2 separate regions of the Homo sapiens genome follow, and region 2 is linked to region 1. A link is an interaction called in ENCODE POLR2A ChIA-PET data of the cell type or tissue named here. Cell type or tissue: MCF 10A. All regions are shown on one strand. Links, peaks and the distances in the headings refer to the core of each region. The heading gives the core; the rest is flanking DNA.

The links. ChIA-PET counts read pairs that join two places held together with the same protein. Peaks named below come from ENCODE experiments on the same cell type or tissue, not always from the same donor. Only the 100,000 strongest peaks of a DNase experiment are listed, where the experiment ranks them.
Region 2: POLR2A ChIA-PET joins it to region 1 with 13 read pairs; 5 of 35 experiments call an interaction of 5 or more read pairs at or near these places.

What each region holds. Positions count from the first base shown.
Region 1 is chr5:135,931,675-135,942,768 of GRCh38, reverse strand. It overlaps the pseudogene FBXL21P. Among named protein-coding and RNA genes, the nearest start is that of LECT2, 18 kb to the left of the region's middle. In MCF 10A, for the core only: no CTCF peak of the experiment used is centred there; no DNase peak of the experiment used is centred there.
Region 2 is chr5:136,031,560-136,042,653 of GRCh38, reverse strand. It overlaps TGFBI (transforming growth factor beta induced), which reads right to left. Exons shown (of 17, transcript NM_000358.3): 2 at 8,793-8,891. Among named protein-coding and RNA genes, the nearest start is that of TGFBI, 8.1 kb to the right of the region's middle. RefSeq lists an enhancer at 5,180-5,229. In MCF 10A, for the core only: no CTCF peak of the experiment used is centred there; DNase peaks (open chromatin) are centred at 1,423, 3,853, 5,083, 8,643 and 1 weaker place.

The DNA.
Region 1 (11,094 bases), core at 1,828-9,827:
TCGTGGACCTGACCTAAGAGCAGGGAATGGGCTGGGTGTCCAGGAAGGCTTCCATGATCAAGGACATACAGCTAGAGGAAAGATCTGAGGAGCACAGAGAGTAAGCCAGGCAAAGAGAGATACGAGTGAATTCCTTGTGACTAGAGGGTGCAGGACAGTTCTAAGGAACTGAGAGGAAATGGGAACTGAAGGGCAAGGGGCAGCTTGATGGGAAATGAGGCAAAAGAAGCAGGGAGGGACCAGACCTTGCAGGACCTTGTGGGTTATTTTAAGGCTAGATCTTCACCCTCAAGACAATAAGCAGCCACTAAGGAGTTCTAACTGTGTTGCTAATTAAATTCTAAGATCACTTATACAAAGGATCTGGCACAGTTCCAGATCCATAGCAGGAGGCAGCAAATGCTGATTCCCTCCCAAACACATCCTGCAACATTTACTGCTTTATTCAAATAGTCTACCAACTAACAATCAGAATGACTATCTCTTGTCTTTTCACCTCAGTATCATTATGAAATGAATTAGTATTTTTAAATTTTAATCGAATGTCCATTATCTCTCAATATAATAAAGTAGAATCTGAAGTACTTTGGAAATTAGAAGTTTTTTACTGAATCACAAGATGATCTCATAGGGTGCTAAAAATGTTATAGTTAAATAAGCTTTAAAATATTTTATATTTTATAAAATATATTAATACCAAGATAAAATAGAATCAAATAAAACAATGTAATAAAGCAAATGACATAACTTTACAGAATCCAAGTTCAATATTACACACTTACTTAGCAAGCTACAATATGCCTCCAAGGAAAGGTGAGAAATCTACTTAGAAACCATCTGTAGTTTTTGGCATATCGACCATCTAATCCATATACAGGGCTTGTGCCCTATTTACAGCAATTTCTTGCTTTTCAAATTTCTTATTTTTTTCCAAATGTTTCTGCAGCAATCCATCACGACAGTTTGCAAACAATCAAATATTTGACCTAAAATACAGCAGCAACACATTTTAAAATTTACATTTGCTTAGATAGAAAGCAGCTAATCATACTGATTAAAAAAACAACAACAACAATTTCAGAATCTTTGGCAGCCCATTACCAGAGAGGCATCACATCAGGGAACCATACTCTTCCCAGGTATTTGGAGACTTCAGTGTGAATTTCATCTAGGCTATAATCCTCATCAGGGATCAAAACTTCCTCCATTACAGAGAGCTGTGTTAACCTTCTCTCACACAGTCTTACAAACCTGATGAAGGCACTGCAGCTAACTTCACATTTGCTGAGGCCCAAGGCTGTTAGGTTTGTACAGTGTTCAGCAATACAAATAAGTTCATTATCAAGAGGCTGAAGATCATTAGCACACACCACTAACTCAATCAGTCGAGGACAGTTGAGACCTACCCGTCCTAAAACCACTTTGCTGACTGAACGACCAAAATAAAGGTGAGTAACAGGGGTTTCTTCTTTGAAGAACGTCTCGAATTCCTCTTCATATAGAAAGAAGTGCATAACAACATTAACTCTAGGGGAATGTTTAATAAGTGCATCCCAACTGTGTTTTTTAACAGCATGAAATTTAATCTGTCCAGGATTTTCACTCACAACATCAATTCGAAGATGTTCAAGGTTAACATGAGTCTCGCTTGAGAGTGCAAGGAAAAGTTCATCAGTTAGGATGTAATAATTCAACGCCAGTTCTCTAAGGCCTTGACAACGGTCAGCTACACAAAGAATTCCTGTGGGAAGTTGGGAAAAATTCTCAAGAACAAAGAATCATACTGATCCTAATATAATATTTTGTAAATTTAAATTTAATATTAATTATTCATTATTTGTGAAAATAGCTATCTAATAACAACTTCTGAGAGCATGGCTGCCAGGAGGTATTATGTATATAATGAAAAGCATATGTATATATGTAAAATTAAAATATCTCAGGAGAAACTTACTATAACTATACCTACCTTGCAGATTAAGAAATCTTTTGAAAAAACTTAAATAATTTATGCTTCATAGGTATATAATTTTCAAAAGGAAATTGCATCTTTATAGTTATTGTAATAAAAATATCATATCATTCTAGCTTTAAAAAATGTAACCCATCATCAGATGAAACATGAGGACAGCTACTCATCTTTGGGAGTCTTAGAGTGTCACTATTATTGGCCACAAGAATCTTCAATGAAGGATCATCCACTGGTGTATCTTCAATTTTGATTGATGATAATGATTTTGAGTTGATAAAAACAACTGTAAGTGCTGACACAAAATGAGACTTGCATGGCAATAAGAAAAAATTATGAAAACATTATTTTAAAATGTACAGCTTTAAGTAATTCATTAAAACTATATCAATACATGCTAATGATAACATAGTAAGAACCATGAACATACGGCTGTTTCCACAGAATCATTTTCTAGTAGAAGATATTTTTATAATGAAGTATAGTTTTATACTTTTTATAATTGATAAATGAAATAGTGAGAAAAAAAAGCTTCAAAGATTTCATAAAACATGTCTTCCAATTACTTCAATTAAGGATTTGGTTTTCAATATTAGAAGGACATGATTATTGTATATTTATTTCCTAGAACAGGGGTTGGTAGATTACAGACAACTTGCCAAATCCAGCCCATGGTCTGCTTCTGTATGGCTCACTAAGAATGCCTTTTGTATTTTTAAATGGTTGGAAAAATTTTTTAAAGAATAATATTTTATGACATGAAATAAACTTGAATTTCAGTGTCCCTAAATACAGTCTGATGGGAACACAGCCATGCCCTTTATTTAAATATTGTCTGTGTCTGCTTTCAGACTCCAGTGTTAGAGTTGAGTAGTCACAGCGTAACTACTTGGCCCCCAAAGCCTGAAATATTTGCTATCTGAGTATTTTTGACCCCTGCCCTAGAAGAAACAGAATTTTTATCTGATTTATCCACTCCCGTATCTCTAGCACCTAAAATAGTATCTGGCACATAGCACGGCAAATGGATGATAAAAATTTGTTGAATGAATAAATGAGGTTTTAATTCATTTTATAAGATTTCACAATCTTCAGTGACATGCTTTTCCTAGCCAATTATCCAAAGTAAATCCAAGTCGTATATGCTTTGAAGACTGACAGACTAAAGCTTACTTCTAGTTTGATCTGAAAATGAGTAGAATTTCAGAAATTTTCAGATTCAGTATTTTTTGGCAAAGATAGAAAGTCTGGAAACCAAATCTGTACATGATCACTTTTCCCTTTTTAAAATCAATCAATTTGGATTCTACCAAAGGTTCTATTATGCCTAACAGAATGACCAAATTGGTTATAAATGTTCATTAATTTATAAGAAAACATATTGATTTATACTAATTGTAAACCGGTTTGCACATATTTTCAAATGGTACAAGGCTAAACTTCTTCTGTAAATTTTATGGTGCCAAAATTATTAGGGGAATATAAATACAAGGTTTAGTTTCCCTTTAATCAATTGTCAACTGACTGCTTTAGTCCTGAAGGACGACTTTAAAAAACATTAGAGTACATATTTCATTATAATAGCAACATATTAGTTTAGTACTATTTATGCTTAGCAAAATGCTATACTTTTATTTTTCCTTAGTTAACAGATTAAAAAAACTGAGTCTCAGAGAGATCTGTGGTCTTGCCAGAAGCCACAGAGATTACTTTAAACAGTAGAGGCAGAGCTTGAAATGAAGCTTGCTAATTAATTCCTGGTATCTAGCTCTGGTGACTGCATCAGCTAACCTAGAAGCTGGCCCTGGAAGCTGATGTGCAACATTAGAGACAGCTTTTAGAATATAAGAAGAATTTCAGGGTAATCGGATTCTGTAGTTCATAAACAAGGAAATAACTAGAAGTGGTAAATTTCATCAGATTACTTACATTACTCTAATCCCTAAATGACCCATTTTTTTTCAGCACATCCCTTTAGAAGATAAACAGGCCAGCAAAAATACTTGCTAGAAGAGTGCCATGACTCAGTTTATAAGAGAGAGGCTGCTATTCCTCTATCCTCCTCCATAGGAAAATTTCCATTAGCCAGCTTTACCAACTACCATAATTTAATGCCTATCATATATCAGGTACTATTCTGACTCTGGGTTTATAATGGTAAACAAAATAGAATCTCTGCCTTCAATGAGTTTATGTTTGGTATAAGGAGAAGAGAATAAACACATTAAATAAATAAGGTGGTTTCAAGTACTGATGAATGACATGAAGAAGATAAAAATAATGTAATGGTAGAGTACATTATTACTGGAGCAGGAGGTGCCATTTTCACAATGGTTAAGGGGGGGCTCTCCAAGGAGATGGCATTCAGGTTGAAGCCTGAATGAGGAGAATACGGTATGAGTTTCTATGGCAGAGCGTGGCTGGCTGCTTGCTGGCAACCATTTTTCCTTTGTTTGTTAATCCAGTCCCAATTTTTAGCTGGGCACACTGCCACCCAGCTCAAAGATTCCCCAGACTCCCTGGAATCTGGTGTGGCCAGACTTAGAGGTAAACAGAAACACTGTGTGGTACTTACGGGTAGTCTCCTTGATAAGGAGAAGGCACACCCTTCTTCCCCCATTTCTAACATCCTAGCCCCCAGAGCAAGGATGTGATGGTCAGAGCTCAGATGGTCATCTTGAAGAAACACCCTGGAGAGAGTGGAGTGGCTGGAAGAAACCTAGGTTCCTACCACCTTCATACCAGCTATGGACTGTCTCACCTATCAATTTCTTTAATGTGAGAGAAATATACTTTGATCATGTTTTTAAACCACTTTTGTTTTGGAGTTTCTACTGCATGAATGTAAACATCATGCTAACAAGCGTAGTTCATTTAGTTAAATATTATATTGTTCCACCTCCAAAAGACAGGCCACAGAATCACAGGAAAAACACCCACTATTGCCTCTACATGCTCTATGTTCAAAGTAACTACATAAATTGTTATTTAAGTAGAATAAGCACAATATCCAAATTTTATATTAATGACACTGTGGTAACCATGACTACAGTTACAAAATATATCTAAAGAATGAAAACATGCATAAACTATTTTTGCAAAAATAAGTGCTAGTCAACAGAAAACAGCTTTAAATAATACTTTGAATACAAATAGGAGATGGTCTGTCTTTAGGAAAAAAATGGCTTTTGCCTAGTTTGGCAGTCTTTAGGGATTTTAGTATAGCTCACCAAAAACGCATAATATCCTTACCTCCGACACATTCATGAAACTTGGCTTGGCTGTTGAAATCAAGCCCAAGGTCTGGATGGAACAATTTACCAGCTGAGAGAGTATATCACAGGCAGCTTCTGCTGACTCAGCGCTACTGTCAACCTAGACAGACAATTTTTAATCTCGAATAATTTCCTGAAGATAATTTATCAGAAATACTGGCAATGTAATTATTTAGTAGAATTCAGTTGCAAAATTTTATTCATTCCTTTGAGCTATCATATAAATGAGTATTTTTTCTTCATACAAAATGTCTGAGATGATAAAACGAAAAACAGAGATGATGACAAATTAGCTTTCCAAGCAGTTCATATTTTCAAATCTTTTACAATTACCTGAATTTTAATAACAGCATACAAATGATGGAAACTGCATTTTAAGTTTTTCAATTACGGTTCAAGTTCTACACTTCAATCGATGCAAATAACTGCAGAAAAACAGGAAACCTCTTTGGATAAAATGATTTGCAAAATTCACTGACTGCCTCAAAATAAGGCTCTAGATATACAAAAGCATTGTTAACGAAATGTAAGTCATGGTTTCCATTTAATGCTTATTTTTCTTACCTTAAAGCTGACATACTGAAGATGAGCAAAATGCTTTTTAATGATCTGCTGAATGAGATCAGGATGAGTGGACTTAAAAGATGAAGTAGCTGACTGGTTCAGTTCAAATTCAAACTTTCTCCAAAGGTCAGAAATATGAAAAACTTCATTCCACCTCCTACATACAGAAGATGCACAGGCCCGATCTAGTAAAGGAAGTTACTGAAAAATTTGTAATACTACATGGTGAGGCAAACTCCCCCAGTCTAGAAGAACCGTGTGTGTATGAGTCTGGTTGAGAGAAGAGTAGAACCCAACTTTTGGCTGTTTCGCTGCTCCTGACAACTGGACAATTTTATTCTCAACAGATAAACTGTTCCTCTTCATTCTGTAAACATTAGAAAATGTTCAGTTTCTGATAGTTTTTTCACATTTCCACCAAATATTGGCACTCTAACTGTACAGAATAACATTAGAAAATGAAAAATTGTTTAATACAATTTTAGTAGGTATCTTCCACTTTCATGCATGGATAGGTGCTACCTCATGCTGGGGATACAGAGATAAATAAGTACAAACCTGTTCTCAAAGAGCTATGGTAAAATGGTGAAATACAGTGATAAATGCTATGACCAAAGTTGGGACAAGTTTCAACAGAAGGAAAAGAGGATGCATGTGATTGAGTTTGTGTGTGGAAGAGGTGGCTTGGGAGGCTTCCAGGAGGAAATGTCCAAGGAAGCAGTGTATGTCCCAAGTTTTTTTTTTCCTAGTCAATTATTGTATTTTATCTCTTTCAAAGAAGGAAGTATCACATTGCGATTGTCCTTAAAAAAAAAAAAAAACATGGGAGGTCTGGGAGATAGTAAAACACAATTAAAAGCATAGGTCTAGATAAGTCCCTACTCTGCTACTTACTAACCATATGATCTTGTCAGAACAAATTACTCTAAGCCTCAGTTTCCTCATCTCCAACAAGAAAAGTACCTATATGATCATTGTGAGTATTAAAGTGCCAGCAGATAGTTTAGTTGCAGTCTGTGTTGCTATATTAAATTGTCCAGTGCAGTTTTCTGAACTGTTTTCATTACTTAAGTCAAAGCACAATTCTAACAAAAACTCAAATGATCTGCAACAATTTTCAGACGACAGCCAGGACACAGGAGCTCAGAGAAGTTAGATATGGCAGGGACAAAGTCTTAGTTCAAGCAACACACCTGATCCTCTCCAGTAAAGCAGACAGGGAATGAGCATTCTTACCCTCCAAACAGAAATGATGAATCTCTAGGTATTAGCCAGCTTGGGACGCAATTAAGTTCCAGCAAATTTGAAGTCCAGATACGTCCAAGTATATATGGTCATCTTGTACGTATATTTTATGTAAGAATACAAAGTATTTTAAGTATACAATTATTTGAAAGGCAAAATAATGGTAAGAGTGGTTCTGAACTTTATTGAACTTTGGTTAACTATATAACCCTCCTTTAACCCCTGCAATGTTAGGAATGTACACATGAAAGATTCAGTGTCATAATTGAAACATACCTTGAAATCTAATAAAATATTTATGTGATAGGTAAATATCTCTGTCTTGTGATTCACTCTGTCTGATGTGACACATTTCTTAAGCACAACATAGAGTTGGATCCCAGAAGCAGGAATGACCTATAAAGTCATTGAACAAAATGAAAAATCATCTTTAGGGTTTGGAAAATTGAAATGAAAAGCAAAAATAGTTACAAAGCTGCATCTCAAGCATCAGGCAAAAGAGCTACTACACACATTTCAGTCTGACTAAACCAGTTACATGCATGACTTAGGCCCTGTCCAGCAGTACTACGTAGACTATGTGAAACTGCTGACTACCAAGAATTCAAAGCATGTGCTATTTTAAAAGGCCCGATCTACTACTCTTCAATGCTAACTCCTTAATGCTGTAAGGTACAAGAACAGATGCTGGATTCTAAACTCTGATGTGGAGCACAGTCATTGACATTTTGCTTGCAACCGTTTCATTTGGAAATCAACAAAATGGATAAATTTTCACTAAGTTTTTATAAAGAAGTTACCCTTAATAGAATCCTTTACTTGAAAACCAGTGATGCTAACATAAAACAAAGACATCACTCAAATGCCAGGTTAGAAAACTACCTTGCAGTCCTTAACAGAGGGACTGTGCTATATATTAAATCTCATTGTATGTGGCATGGATTGTTAAAATTATTTAATGATATCATTAAATTGCCAATTCACTGATAGTAGAATTGCAATAAGTAATTTAAGGTATTATATTAATACCAGTAACTTGTTAAAAATAATATTTTAATTTTTTTTAAGTTGTGTAATCTTCCGAGCATAAAGATTATGCTCATCCACAAATCAAACACTTCATATGATTTTATAGCTATGTACATTGTAAAATATATTTTAGACAAATTGATCTTTATTAGCTTGAAAACGTTAATCTAAACATTCTAGCTTAAAGATATGTGACCATTTAAAAAGTCGATCATTTCTTTTTCAAGCTTTTCTTACCTAAGGAAGGCTTCCAGATTAGAGTTCACTCTGAACCATGAAACGAAGCAATGGTTGCCGTGGGGTACTCACCAACCTCCATTTGATTTCACTTCCTATCTTGGTGAAATACCACAAAAACACATTCATCAGAATACATAAATAAACATTCAATAATTTCTATGCTTAGGCTCTTTATATATCACTCTATATATTGAAGGATTTTGTTAGAAATTATTGATTCTGAAACTATTTTTTGTTGTTGTTCATTGATGAAACCTTGTCTCTACTAAAAATACAAAAATTAGCCAGGCATAGCGGCGGGTGCCTGTAGTCCCAGCTACTTGGGAGGCTGAGGCAGGAGAATGGAGTGAACCCGGGAGGCGGAGCTTGCAGTGAGCAGAGATTGCACCACTGCACGCCAGCCTGGGTGACAGAGCGAGACTCCGTATCAAAGAAAAAAAAAAAAAAACCACGCAAAAAAACCTAGCCCTGCCGGGCGTGGTGGCTCACATCTGTAATCCCAACACTTTGCGAGGCCGAGGCAGGTGCACCATTTGAGGTCAGGAGTTCAAGACCAGCCTGGCCAACATGGTGAAACCCCATTTCTAAAATTAAAAAAACTTTTTAAAATTTTTTAAAATACAAAAATACAAAAATTAGCTGAGTGTTAGTGGCGCATGCCTGTAATCCCAGCTACTTGGGAGGCTGAGGCAGGAAGGCAGCGGTTGCGGTGAGCTGAGATCACACCACTGCACTCCAGTCTGGGCAACAGAGTGAGACCCTGTCTTAAAAACAAAAACAAAACAAAGTAAAACAAAACAAAAACAAAACAAATTCCAAAAAATTAGCATGGTTAGTGGAAATCTTGTTATGATTCCCAGGAATTATTCTTGAGGCTTTACCAAGGCTATGGATCAAAGAGTGAATGGACTCTGAGAATCTGTATTTTAATTAATGTCTATAGAGAGATACTACAAAAAATGTGAGGGAATTCATGACTACAATTATCTGTTTACAGGCTGTGTAAATCTTCCAGTTCCAGATTTTAGTAGCACATAATACCACCACAGTTATAGTAAAGAGGCAGACATGAGTGATTTTTATTATTTTATCATTCCCATATGAATATAGTTGGACTAGTCTGCTGTTAATAGAATATATGCTTCATATTTAAAAATCATTTCATATATATTGATAGAGATGGCATTGATTCAGTCATACTCTTTGAGGTTTGCCAAATTTCAGGAAAATGACTTGTCAGAGCTAGCAGGAAAGTCTATGGAAACTGAAGAAAATAGTAATATAGGTCTACAGCAGGATAAAACTCACACCCTTGGCATCATGAATAAATGTCGTAAGGTAAACATAAATAAATACATTCTACTACTTTTGTAAACCAAACTCAACTACACAGAGGAGTTAAACATGGCAACCTATTAATTTACTAAACAGTTCCCTTAAACCTCTACTGTCTACCCCCTGTTAATTTTCCATTTCTCTCTGAATCCAACTCCTAAAGCAGAACTGGGGAGGACAGGCTAGGGGAATGTATTTGAGCTCACGATCTACCATTTGATTTCCTCACTGCCACCAGCTGTTACACTGTTTTCCAGATAATGTCACGGTTGGCTGTCCTTCCTTTATTCCAGATGTAGAGGGAAAGGAACTCCAGGGCACACTTTCAGTGAAACACCAAAAATAAAAGACAAGTCGAGTTACTAGTTAACTCAAATCAGATGACACACAATTTTATTTACTGCAGAAACTTTTCTCCTGAGTTACACTTATGGCTAATTTCTGTGCCAATAGGCCATTCTTCATGTGAGAATACTGACATAATACTGACATATCAATAGGGAGTTGCTACCCAAGACCAGTAAGAAGATGGTGCACCACTACCTATCTCAGATCAGTTCACTGAAGTCTTCCGAATCAGATGAATTACTTCCCTGGTTGCTGAAGGAACATGATGGCTCTCATAGTCACGAGAATTTTGAGGACAGGTAGGGAACAAAACCAGAATACAGGACTCCATCAAGTGATAAGCCATTCTTCCAAAAAGGGAGAAAAGAGCAAGCTGGACACGGATCTTCAGCACAATTCCAGAGTATGAAACAAGTTTATTAGCATTGAGGAGCTCCACTAACCACCTTAACTCAAATGCCTTTTTTGATGTGTTTTCTAATTTGGTAGATCAGGTGACTACGTGAATGGGATCCTCTAGAAGTATCTAAGAGATTGCCACAGTATTCTTGAGGGCAAGATTATCAAAGAAGATGAGATGAAGACTGTCTGAACATCCACAGCCAACTCACTAAAGGCCATGGAAGCAGCTCTCTTCTGCACCATCACTAGGTTCTTCCAGATTGGTGAAATGAATACCCAGAAGTGACTTTCAACAGTTTCAAGTTTTCAGTGATCACAACAATAGAAATAATAGGTGAATACCACAGATAACAGAACATAGATGCAAAATTATCTGAAAAGGGTGGACAAATTTGTTGGGAGCAGCAAAAGTAAAGGGAAATAATTATTAAATGTCCTTTATTTAATCTCCTTCCTAAAGTTTCATGATAAGCAATCAGATTGTTGCCCCAGGCAGACGGTCCGTGTTAAGGAGCCTGGAATCCTACTCACCAGTGCAAGGGCAGGGGAAGCATGGCCTGGACAGGAGGGCTGAAGCCTCGCGCTCCAAAACACGTAAAAACACACAGTTTTCCAACAAAAGAATGGAGCAACACCTCTTTCTACTAAATATAATCCAAGCAAAGGACAAAACATAATTTGTTGGAG
Region 2 (11,094 bases), core at 1,256-9,255, 100 kb before region 1:
CCTTCCTCTTTTGTTTTTTTCTCCAGTCCTCCTTCCATCCTGTTTCTTTCTAACCTTTCATCCCTGAACTTATAAGGGCTAAACAGGCTATTGTCTTGGGACTCATCTTGATTGACTCACAATTTTATCTTCAGAAACTAAAGTCATCCTCTGCAACTAAAGTAAGATTTGATTGACACACTTTCAAAGGTGGTGTGGTGTAAGAGAAACAGTGCTAGAATCAGGAGATTTGACTTGTGATCCATCAGTAACTAGCAGGGTGAACTTGAAAGTCCATTTCTCTCTCTGGTCTCAGTTTCTTGGTCTATGAAATGGGGTGAAGTTAAACTAGATGATTTTAAAAGTTACTTGCAATCTCACACTCACGATTCTAGTCCATATTTCTAGAAGACAGAGAAGAACTGTCTGCCAACTTTTCCCAGCTAAATCCAGGGAGAGCTCCAAGCCTTGAACCCATAGGACTAGGGATGCATATGCATGGGATATGCATGGGATTCTAGGCTTTCTGTGATAAATTCCAGGGCTGTATTACTGGGGCTGTGATGTGGGATTAGGTCAAGTCCCCCCAAACTTAGTTTCTTTCCTAAAGTGTCTGTGTGAAAATCCATGGAGATGCTGAAGCAGAGTTGGAGGAATAGTGTTATCCTCAAAGTCCTCATGTCAGGGCCCCCTGTGCACACGGGTGCAGTACTCTCTATGGCATGGAGCCCCTGGGAAAGCTGGCCAAAGACTCTTTTTCTATATTGTTGGCTTCTGAGTTCCATCCCCAAAATACCGCAAGGGAGCTGAACAGCTCAAGTGGCCTCACCAGGATCTCATTGAGGACAAAAGAAAACCAACTCCTCAAATATTAACTCATTGGTTCCTGTGGCTAGGTGTGTGTGTATGCTGAGGGGTGTGTAAAGAAAGACACCAGGAGAAATGGAGGTTGGGGGTTTAGGAGGAAGGGATAGATCTAAGCAGAAAAGTCTCAGCTTGGAGTAGAGTAACTCAGGATAGAATCAGAAAGAAAGCTGTAAGGGTTCTGAGGGGTGAAGGAGTTTCTTAAGGTCATAGGTAGGTAGTAACAGACCTAGGACTCTTGCTGCATTCCATCAAGTCCAATCCTTTTTCCATTGCTCTTGAAAATGCACGTTTGGAGGATAGCAGACAGATTTGGAAAGTCTGACATCTAGAAGACACAGGGGGTGTCTCCAAAGTGATCAAGGCTAGCCCTTGTCAGCACTCACTGTTCCTCTCCATGTGGTCTTTCAGCACCCATGTCCCACAGTGGCTGGACTACACTCTACTGTCACACATGGATGGCTTATGCAGCACATGCCCAACAACCAAGGCTCAGTCCCTCAGGCCACTGAGTCTTCTCGTGCCAAGGGCTTTTTCCTGGTTAACCGAGTGTGGCTTTCAGCCAGGAAGCTCTCTCTTAATCCTCTTGCCTTCCTGCTGCCCAGTCTGGCATCTCTGTCACTCTCTAGGTGTGCAGGGGTTAGCCACGCCTTCAGCCCCAGTGCAGCAGCCTGTGGGCTGGGAAGGTGTCAAAGCTGGCAGTCCACCTGCCTCCAACTGCCCCAACAAATTAACTCTTTTCTGAACTGGTCTGCATGGCCCCAGAGCAGCAGAGAGCAGCTGTGAATCGAAGGCTGAGAAGATTTCAGGCAACTTTGACCAAAATTTTCTGGGCTGGCAGTGGCCTGCTCCACTCTCCTTATACTCAGCTCAGTGTGCCATGCTCCCTGGCCCTGGTCCCAGGCAGAACATAGATGCTGTGGTTGGATGGGCTGGGAGCAATCACAGAGGCATGGGTCTGATGCCATTCCTCCAGGATGAACATAGGAAAGGATGGAAACAATAGGGGGCTTCCCAGCCATAGCCCCCCAGTTCCTAGGCTTCCCTGCATAGAAAAGACCAATCTGTTGGTTTCTGAATCTAATCTCATCAGCCAAAGCTGTTCCGATTAAAGGCTTCAGGCTTCTCCTCAGCCAGATACAGTCTAATAAAGAAAAACCTCAGGTCAGAAAAAGCAGATCCCTTAGGACAGCGGTCCCCAACCTTTTTGGCACCAGGGATCAGTTTCGTGGTAGACAATATTTCCCCAGATGGTGGCAGGGGGAAGGGGTGGTTTTGGTATGAAACTCTTCCATCTCAGACCATCGGGCATTAGATTCTCATAAGGAATGCACAAGCTAGATCCCTTACACGCACAGTTCACAATAGTATTCGGACTGCTATGAGAATCTAATGCCACTGCTGATCTGACAGGAGGCGGAGCTCAGGCAATAATGCTCACTCCCTGCCACTCAACTCCTGCTGTGTGGCCTGGTTCCTAACAGGTCACAGACTAGTACTGGGAAGGTGCCTAAATTAGGGAAGGCACCTAATTTAGAAGAAAGTTTCAAGGAAGGTGCAAAGAGATAATGTCAACCCAAAGTCTATGTGTAGGGATGTCTGGGAGGCTCTCCACCAGTCCCTTCTAACATTTTTACTCAAGATTGGATAGAGAGAAGTACTGAGTTTTCTCTCCCTAAAATAAGTTTCCAAGAAGTTAATATAATTTAAAACAACCACTGCACTTCACGGATTTGGCCGGCTGCTCTGGCCGTAAATGCCTGGGGATTAATTATACTCGAGAAGTCGTTGGAACAAGGAATGGCCCTGTAGGCCAGTCACCTGTGACTGAAGGTAAACCATACAGGGCATCATAGTTTCCGAGAGGAATGGCAGAGCAAACACAGACCCATAACGTCTAGACATCTGACATGGCCCATGGACTGCTTGCCTGGGATGGTTTGCTTTCTGCCCTCCTGGTCTTGGAAACACAGCTGAGCTGATTCTGAAGCCTCCCAATAGAAAATCATGGCTTGCTTTAACCTACTGTCTACCAACAAAGGCCTCAACCACTACAGCCCTCACCAGGGGCCAGCCTGGTTGGTGATGAGGACAGAGTCTTCAGAATGTGGATGTACTTTATTTGTGGCAATCTGTATGCAGCATGTGAGGGCATTTTGGGCACTCCTGGAGGCTGACTGTGTCTCCTCAGTTCCCAAGCTCCTTGTCTGATGAGCGGTCTTGGGGATCCCCTTTACAGCAGGGGGTGAGCAACCTGGAGAAGGTTGATGACCCTGAGACAAAGGCATCCTTCTCTGATGCTGAGGAGGCCTTGTCTCTGGGACCCACAGCCACAGGTTTGAGGCTGTAGACAGAGACCTGGGGCAGTTTAGCCAGGTCCTACAGGCCTGCTCACTTGTTCACCTCCTAAGTCGCTGACACTAACTGCCAGGCTTGATACCCCCTGGGGGCAGCAAAAGGAAGTGGACAGACCTCCTCAGCTTACCAGTGAATGACTTTGACCAGGTTGCATAAAAGTCTTTTGAGCCTGTCTCCTCATCTGTAAATGGGCTAATAATCATATTTATCTTATAGTGTGATTGTGAGAATTGAATGAACTTACATATGAGAAGCACTTAACAGATGCTTACTGTTTACTAAGTGGTCAGTTGTGAAGCTTCTAAAGAAACTCCAGATATAAACCTTAAAGTTGAAACTATGTTAATATCTTCATTGAAAGCAATACCCTACATGAGACCATTGATAAAAGTACATTGAAATAAAGAAAAATGCATCTATAAGTCAACAAATAAGGCCTGTGTTGGCTTCCCATTGCTTTCTGTGACAAATTACCACAAATTTAGTGGCTTGAGATCATGCAAATTATCTTACAATTCCAGAGGCTAGAGTCAGAAATCGGCCTTATGGGGTTAAAATCAAAGGCTGCATTCCTCACAGAGGCTGTAGGGAAGAATCCATTGCTCGTCCTTTCCAGCTTTGAGAAGCTGCCTGCATTCCTTGGCTTGTGGTTGCATCACTCAAATGTCAGCTTTCATCATCACGTTGCCTTCTCTGACTCTGATCCCACTGCCTCCCTCTTTTTTTTTTTTTGAGATGGAGTCTTGCTCTGTTGCCCAGGCTGGAGGGCAGTGGTGCGATCTCAGCTCACCACAACCTCTGCCTCCTGGGTTCAAGCAATTCTCCCGCCTCAGCCTCCTGAGTAGCTGGGATTACAGGTGTGTACCACCATGCCTGGCTAATTTTTGTATTTTTTTTTTTACTAGAGGGGGAGTTTCACCATGTTGGTCAGGCTGGTCTCCAACTCCTGTCCTCGTGACCCGCTCGCCTCAGTCTCCCAAAGTGCTGGGATTAAAGGCGTGAACCACCAGGCACAGCCTGCCTCCCTCTTTTAAGTACCCTGATGATTATATTAGACTCATCAAATAATCCTGGATAATCTCTCCCTCTTATGATCCTTAATTTAATCACACCTGCAAAGTCTCTTTTTCCAGTAAGGGAATATATTTACAGAATTAGAGATTAGGATGTGGACATTTTTGGGAAGTCATGTTTCTACCTACCACAGGGTCTTACCCCAGGTGGCACATAGGTTCATGTAAATACCCAACAGAATAAAATTCCTTGTCAGCTAGTCAGCCTCCTAGTTTACAGAATGGGACAGAACCCTCAGGAAACACTGCCCAACAGAGGCGTTTGGTCGATCTCCGCTGTTTGGTGTATGTCCAATCTCAGTGCCCCCAGAGCAGATTATTCAAGAGATCCCAGCTGGCTGCACAGGGATATGAAACAGGAAAGGAGGCACTAGTATGGGTCTGGGGTCTGCTTGGATGACTTCTCACCATCTTCTTTTTTTTCCTCTTGGGACCAAGGTTGTGGGATATAAGGGAGGAAAACGACAGCTCTTCTTCACCTTCACGTCAGCTGTCCCCAGTGCCCTGCCCAGAAGGACACCTACTGAAAAAGCCCTGCCAGCTGATGGAAAAGCTCGACCATGCACCAGCTGATCTCTTTAAAAGTTAAATCTTTAAGCATTAATGCAGTGCTGAAGGAGTATTAATATTTTTGCCCCTGGGCAAAGGAACACTTGCTACTAGAGAAACAGGAGTGCTCTGCCAGCTCATCTTGGCTCCAGAGAAGGGCTTCGCACTTGTGAAATGTGTTGCTCGTGAAACAATTTCAAGACTTTTGGAATGAATAGCTGCCACCCATACCCGCTAGCTCCTCCACCAGCCCTCCCTATGCCACGTTTATGATGTCTGAGCTCCTGCTATGACTATTCCAGTCCCATGATGTCAACTTGGACTTGGCTGTTAAATAGGCCTCCTCTCCCTGGGGCTAGCACAAAGGAAGCCTGTCGAGAGGCAGCCAGGCTTCCTGACCACAATTTCCTGCACCTTTGCTCAAAGTGCCACACGTAAAAAATTTTATGGCTACTAATCAAACCAGGGCCTGAAATCACAGAGGGGGATGCTGACTGTCTGCTCCCCACAGCCCTCTTTGTTTGATTAGCCATTGTATCACTCCGGTGCTATTTAGGATCTGAAATAAATGCTAAAGTGAATTTCCGAACAATAAAATTCACAATAACAGCCACTAAATAGGGACCCACTGGTAACCACTTCCTGTAATAAAGTCCATATGTCAGCTTGACGCATTGCACCAGAAACTCAGGCCCTTCTCTCTTTGTAAATGCAGAAAAGCTTTTGTGTGCAGGCAACAGAGCTTCACCTGATGATAGCAGTGGAGTCTGGGGCCTCACAAAAGCAGGCAGGTGGCTCCAGGCTCCTGTCTCACCAGGTCGGCTCCTGTATCTCTGTGTGACCTCTCACCACAAAGTATTCCCCTGTATGCTTGGTACCCGTTGTCTGCTTCCAAGGTGAAATTCTCCTTCTGGTTTCTTGACCCTTGACAACCTGAGCTGCCTCCTCCCCCATGATACTTTACTCCTTTTCATCCCAACATACACCTCTGCTCCAGCCTCCTTCTCTGGAGTCTTGCTGAGAAAATTCCAACTGCCTATGGACCTCATGCAGAGACAGTCCTTTTTGCCCCAACCACTACTGTGCTCCCATTTCCCAGTCTGCTCCTCACTCAACTAAAGGCATCTAGGGACCTACTTTCCCCAGGATAACATCAACTCCAGCCAGCACAGTCCTCTCCCCTTCCCACCTGACCACCCATGGCACTGAATTCTGACCGTATGGTGGTCAGACAGTAGCCTCCTCACTGGTCTTGGTCTCAGGTACACAGGAGCCCTGCCAAGCCACTCTTACTGAGCTCTCTACAAGAACAGAGATGGGTTCCACCTCTTCCTCTCTCTGAGTTCTCTGGATCTTTTCCAGGGCAGCTCCACCTTCCTAATACTACATGTAATGTTCCAGGAAGGGCCTCTCTTGTCCTAGAAGTTTTATATCAAATAATATTTTTCTATCTTCATTTTCTCTCTTTGAAGTTGCCCAAAGCAGTGGCCACAAATTCAAGAGTTGAATGTAAATGTCATATCCTTCTGGCTTTGTGAGACTAGGCCAACAGCTGGGACTGGGCATCGGGCTTTGCCTGAGTCCACTCTGAACCCCATCTCCCCACCTCATCCAGACATTTCTTCCTTTTCCTAGAGGACTCCCCTTGTGCTCACTGGGTAAGGGAGCTGCGCCACCACATCACCACATTATCATATCCAAACCTGCCCCCGAGGGGTTGACCTGCTCATCAGGAACATTTTGGCAACACACAGCTCTGTTGCTTGTGCCTTGTCCTGGCACACAAAGATACAGGTACAAGAGCCAAGGCGACTCATCACTGACAGTATTCTCAGCCTGGACACTGATAGGGAATGTTATCGAGCTATTGTTAACTAGCTGGGCAAATGCTTCAGCCCAGCGGCACCCCCGAAACAGTGTGGCAGATGCTACCCTGTAGCCAGCTTGTCATCATAAACGGGTCTCCATTTTCAGAGAAACTTGAATTAACAAAAAAGATGGCCCTCTGAAGCCCAGGGCTCTTGAGATATAGAAGAGTTGTTTGCTTGGCACTAGCACTCTGGTCACCTTCCAAGAAGCAATTAGGTGAGGCCTGGCTTTGTGTTTAATTAAGTAATTAATTGTTAATTTGAGTAGATAATATACACACATGGGAAAAAATCAATCAGTACTAAAGGTTTTCTTTTCTTTTTTTTTTTTTTTTTTTGAGACGGTGTCTCACTCTGTCACCCAGGCTGGACTGCAGTGGCACGATCTTGGCTCACTGCAAGCTCCGCCTCCCAGGTTCACGCCATTCTCCTGCCTCAGCCTCCCGAGTAGCTGGGACTACAGGTGCCCGCCACCACGCCCGCTAATATTTTTGTATTTTTTTAGTAGAGACGGGGTTTCACCATGTTAGCCAGGATGGTCTCTGTCTCCTGACCTTGTGATCCGCCCACCTCGGCCTCCCAAAGTGTTGGGATTACAGGCGTGAGCCACTGTGCCCGGCCCATCTTTTTTCTTATTTTTTAAGTCAGGCATCCTGGAAGAATGGGTGGTGTATAATTTGCATAGTCTCCTTTTGTTCATAGCAGCAAGAATATCGCTGGGTGTCTGTTAGCTGAATCTTGGCAGTGTGTCCTCCTAGCTCACTCAACTTTTAGCTTGCAGGCTGGGCTGTCAATCAGGCATGGAGCAAGCTGCCATGGACCTGCCCTGGACAGGCTCCCAGGGACTGCTGGTATCTCCCCAGCTGTGCCATGAATCCCAACTTCCCTCAATTCATATTAGGATTGCTAATTGCCTAACATAATCAGGGTCACACATTGGAATATTTATTTCCACATACAGTTTAAGGAAAGAGCATTTTCTCTTCTTTCAGTTGGCTATTAAATTGGAGGAGATGTCTGCTCAAAAGCAATGTCACAACAATAAACTTAAAAATCCCTAACATTGAAAAGTGCTTAAGAGAGTGGCTTAGAGTTTCTTAATCATCCCATTATGTATGGAGACAGGAGGAAGGTCAGGCCTTCACAAGTGGCTCAGGAGATTTGTCATACACATCTTCCTAGCTATAGGAGACAGCCAGCTTTGAGATCTGTTGACAGTGCCAAAACAGATTAGGTTTCCCCAGAATTGTTAGAACATGCACCTGATTCCACCAGGGAGCTGGGCAGTGGGGTAAAAGCTGCCTCCCTCCTTGCTGAAACAGACATCAACAAGCCCTATTGTAACCACACTGGTCCACACCCCGTTGGCACTCTTACTTCTGCTTGTGTGGTCTAGATTTGCAAATCTAGGGTGATAATAATAATAGTAGCTAGCATTTATTGAGCACTGATATATGCTGGGCACCATATTCAGTCTCTTATGTACATTATTTCATTCAATCCTTGTAACAACCCCATAAGGTGGGTCCTTTTGTTATACGAACTTTTCAGGTAAAGCAATGGAGGGTTCTAAAGATGAATCGACTGGCCCAGGTAGAGCTAGGGTTTGAATGAGGAAGTCTGTGCAAATATTATATGCTATGCTGTCTCATAATCTGCATATGTTTAGTGCTCTAAGTCTTTTTGGGGTGTTTACCTTAGGACTGTAAGATAGGGATGGCATTCTTTAGTACAGATTCACCAATGGGCTTTCTTTTCCAGAGTCACATGCTGGTGGCTTCTCCACTGCATATCTGTATTATTTTATGAGGATTGAGAAACACACACACACACACACACACGCAGTGTTTCATGTTTCTTGCAAACCCAAACCAGCCCTGAAAAATGTCTCCAAGTCTTGTCAGCAGCCTTAAAAATGCAAAACAAAATTGGCCAGCTTCCTAAAAATGCCACTCCCTAGCACGCAGGTCCCAGACATGTTCGCACATGCATCTTCATGGCTTTTTAGGCAACCTGACCTTCTAGAAGGCTGGCCCAGGCCCTGGGGAACTGCAGCCAGCGTGCATACAGCTTGGTCTCCTGGCTGGTTACAGATACTCACGTTGATTTGCCACAGATTTTCCTTTGGTACCACTGCTTGCAGTTGGTGAAGTACTTCCTATTAGTGCCAATAACCTTCTGCACAGCACACACGTTGGGGCTGAAAACAAAAGCAGCAGAATTAGGAAGATGATCAGCACGTCCACCCCACTTTAATGACTCCCATCGTGTTTGCCTCCTTGGGTCACTGGAACTTTCTAGAGATAGAGGAGAGAGTCATTTCAGTCTTGGTACTGGGGATATCTTGGGTTTAGACTTTGGTTCTGTTTACCTAGATTCCCATCAGCCCCCATGAAAGCTTCCCCTGCAAAAATTGTTAAAATCTCTCTTACATACTGATGTAACTTCATGTACATATCCTTCTTTGACATGGGCAATTGATAAGTGTAAACAAAAGCATCTCTCAGGCAGCTCTCCATACAGACATGCTCTGCATGCCTGGACCAGCTGCTTGGCTCCCAAAGACAAGCCATTGTTACTGTCTATCCTATAAACCCGAGGCTTTATAGCTGGTTTAAACCATGGCTGGTTGCTCTCAGGACCCTGATAGGGGATGCTCTCCCATTTAACTCTCAGTTGTTCATTACTTAGATCACAGCTCAAGTCCCACTTCCCCCAGGAGCCTTTCTCCAATGTCCCAGATGACATGCTGCTTCCCATCCTCTGACAGTGGATACGGTCCTTATTTGATGTTGGGTTCCAAACAGAATTCCTGTAAGTGATGCGGGGAGGTGGGGGGTGTCTCTTCTCTGCATCTAACACTCAACAGAACCTTGAGGACAAGTGTTCTGCCTTGTTCTGTTGTTCACATTCTAGATGGGGCCTAGCATCCAGGCAGGGTGTAGAAGGAGCACGAAATGAACTTGTTGAAAATACTGCTCCCCAAACTACCCAGATCCAAAGAATCCTCAGGGACCCTGTGAAAAAGCAGAGTGTAAATGTCTGGGGGTTCTGCTAAGAAGCCTTTTCCAGAACCACAGGATTTTGGTTTTGCATGTTTTTTTCAAGTATACCAAGTCCTGACCCAAACTGTGCTCAGGCCAGGTGATTGTGAAAGCTTCATTAGGAGCCCCTAGGGAAAGGAAGCTGCTGTGCTACGTGGTCAGTCAGGAGAGGCGTGGTCAGTCAGGAGAGGGTTGATCTTCCTGAGCCAGAGGCAGGCATGCATCTGACTGAATCACAAGTCAGAGGAAAGCAAATAAAACAAACAATACTGAGGGCTTTCACAAGACCTCCAAGCTCAGAGAACTTCAGGTATCACCCAAAGGATGAAGTATTTCTTTAACATCAATTTCCCTGTTACTTTAAGAATGCCATCCACAGACATCACTTGATGTGCAGCGTATTTGTTAAGAAGACACCAATATTGCAGTAAAAACTACACCTACTGTCCCCATCATGATTCCTCTGCAGGAACTTGAACAATTCTCAAATATTCAGAGTCAGGCTTTTGGGTGGGAGTCCATTCTGCCCCTTCATTTCTCTGCCCTGTCTCTTCTGCGGTGATATGACTGTCACCTCTTGGCCAGTTTTTTGTTCAACAGGTGAAAGTGAGTGGGCCCAGGAGGGACAATGAGCATTAATGAATCCATGTAAGGATCTAGGGACAAGAGAAGTGAAGGCTGGAGAAGGGACCACAGCCAGCAGAGGCCCATGCCTCCCTAGTCCTAGCTGGGCCTGACCAAATCCTCCAGATTTCTGAATACCTGGTTTCTGTTTGCTGCCTAGGATTCACAGGTTAGACAGTCCCTGAATAACCCCTGAAGAGTCCTTGCTGGCCATACTCCAGCCCCCGGTCCTATTTATTGTTACAGAATCCCAGAAGCTCTTCAATCTGATCAAGCAGGAAACAATTACTGTCAATGAATTCCCTGCCACTTTCCGTAGGCGTTTGGCGAATCTTCAGTGAGTCTCTTGTGGATGTGGCTCCAACATTCCTTTGCTGAATGTTTCCACTGCTGCTGTCCTTGTGGCAGCAGCAGAGGCTGGGGGCGGCTGTGACCCTCTCCTTCTCACATCGGGGAGTGTGGGTGGGCTGTGTACATAGGAAGTTCATGCTGAAGCTTAATTGAAATGAGCAAGTTGCTTCTGGGCCTCAAGAATAACAGCATTGATGTTCAGCTTAGATTTGAAAACCAAGTGCTTCAGGAAATTCAGTTCAGTTTTTGGTGGTTGATGTTTGGAAGTGTGATTGTATTTTTACTTCTCTTTCAGTATTATTTTTCCCCTTCCCTATAGCAACACAGATATAGCTGGGAGTCAAGAGACCATATCATAGTTATTACTCTCCCAACAGCATTCTG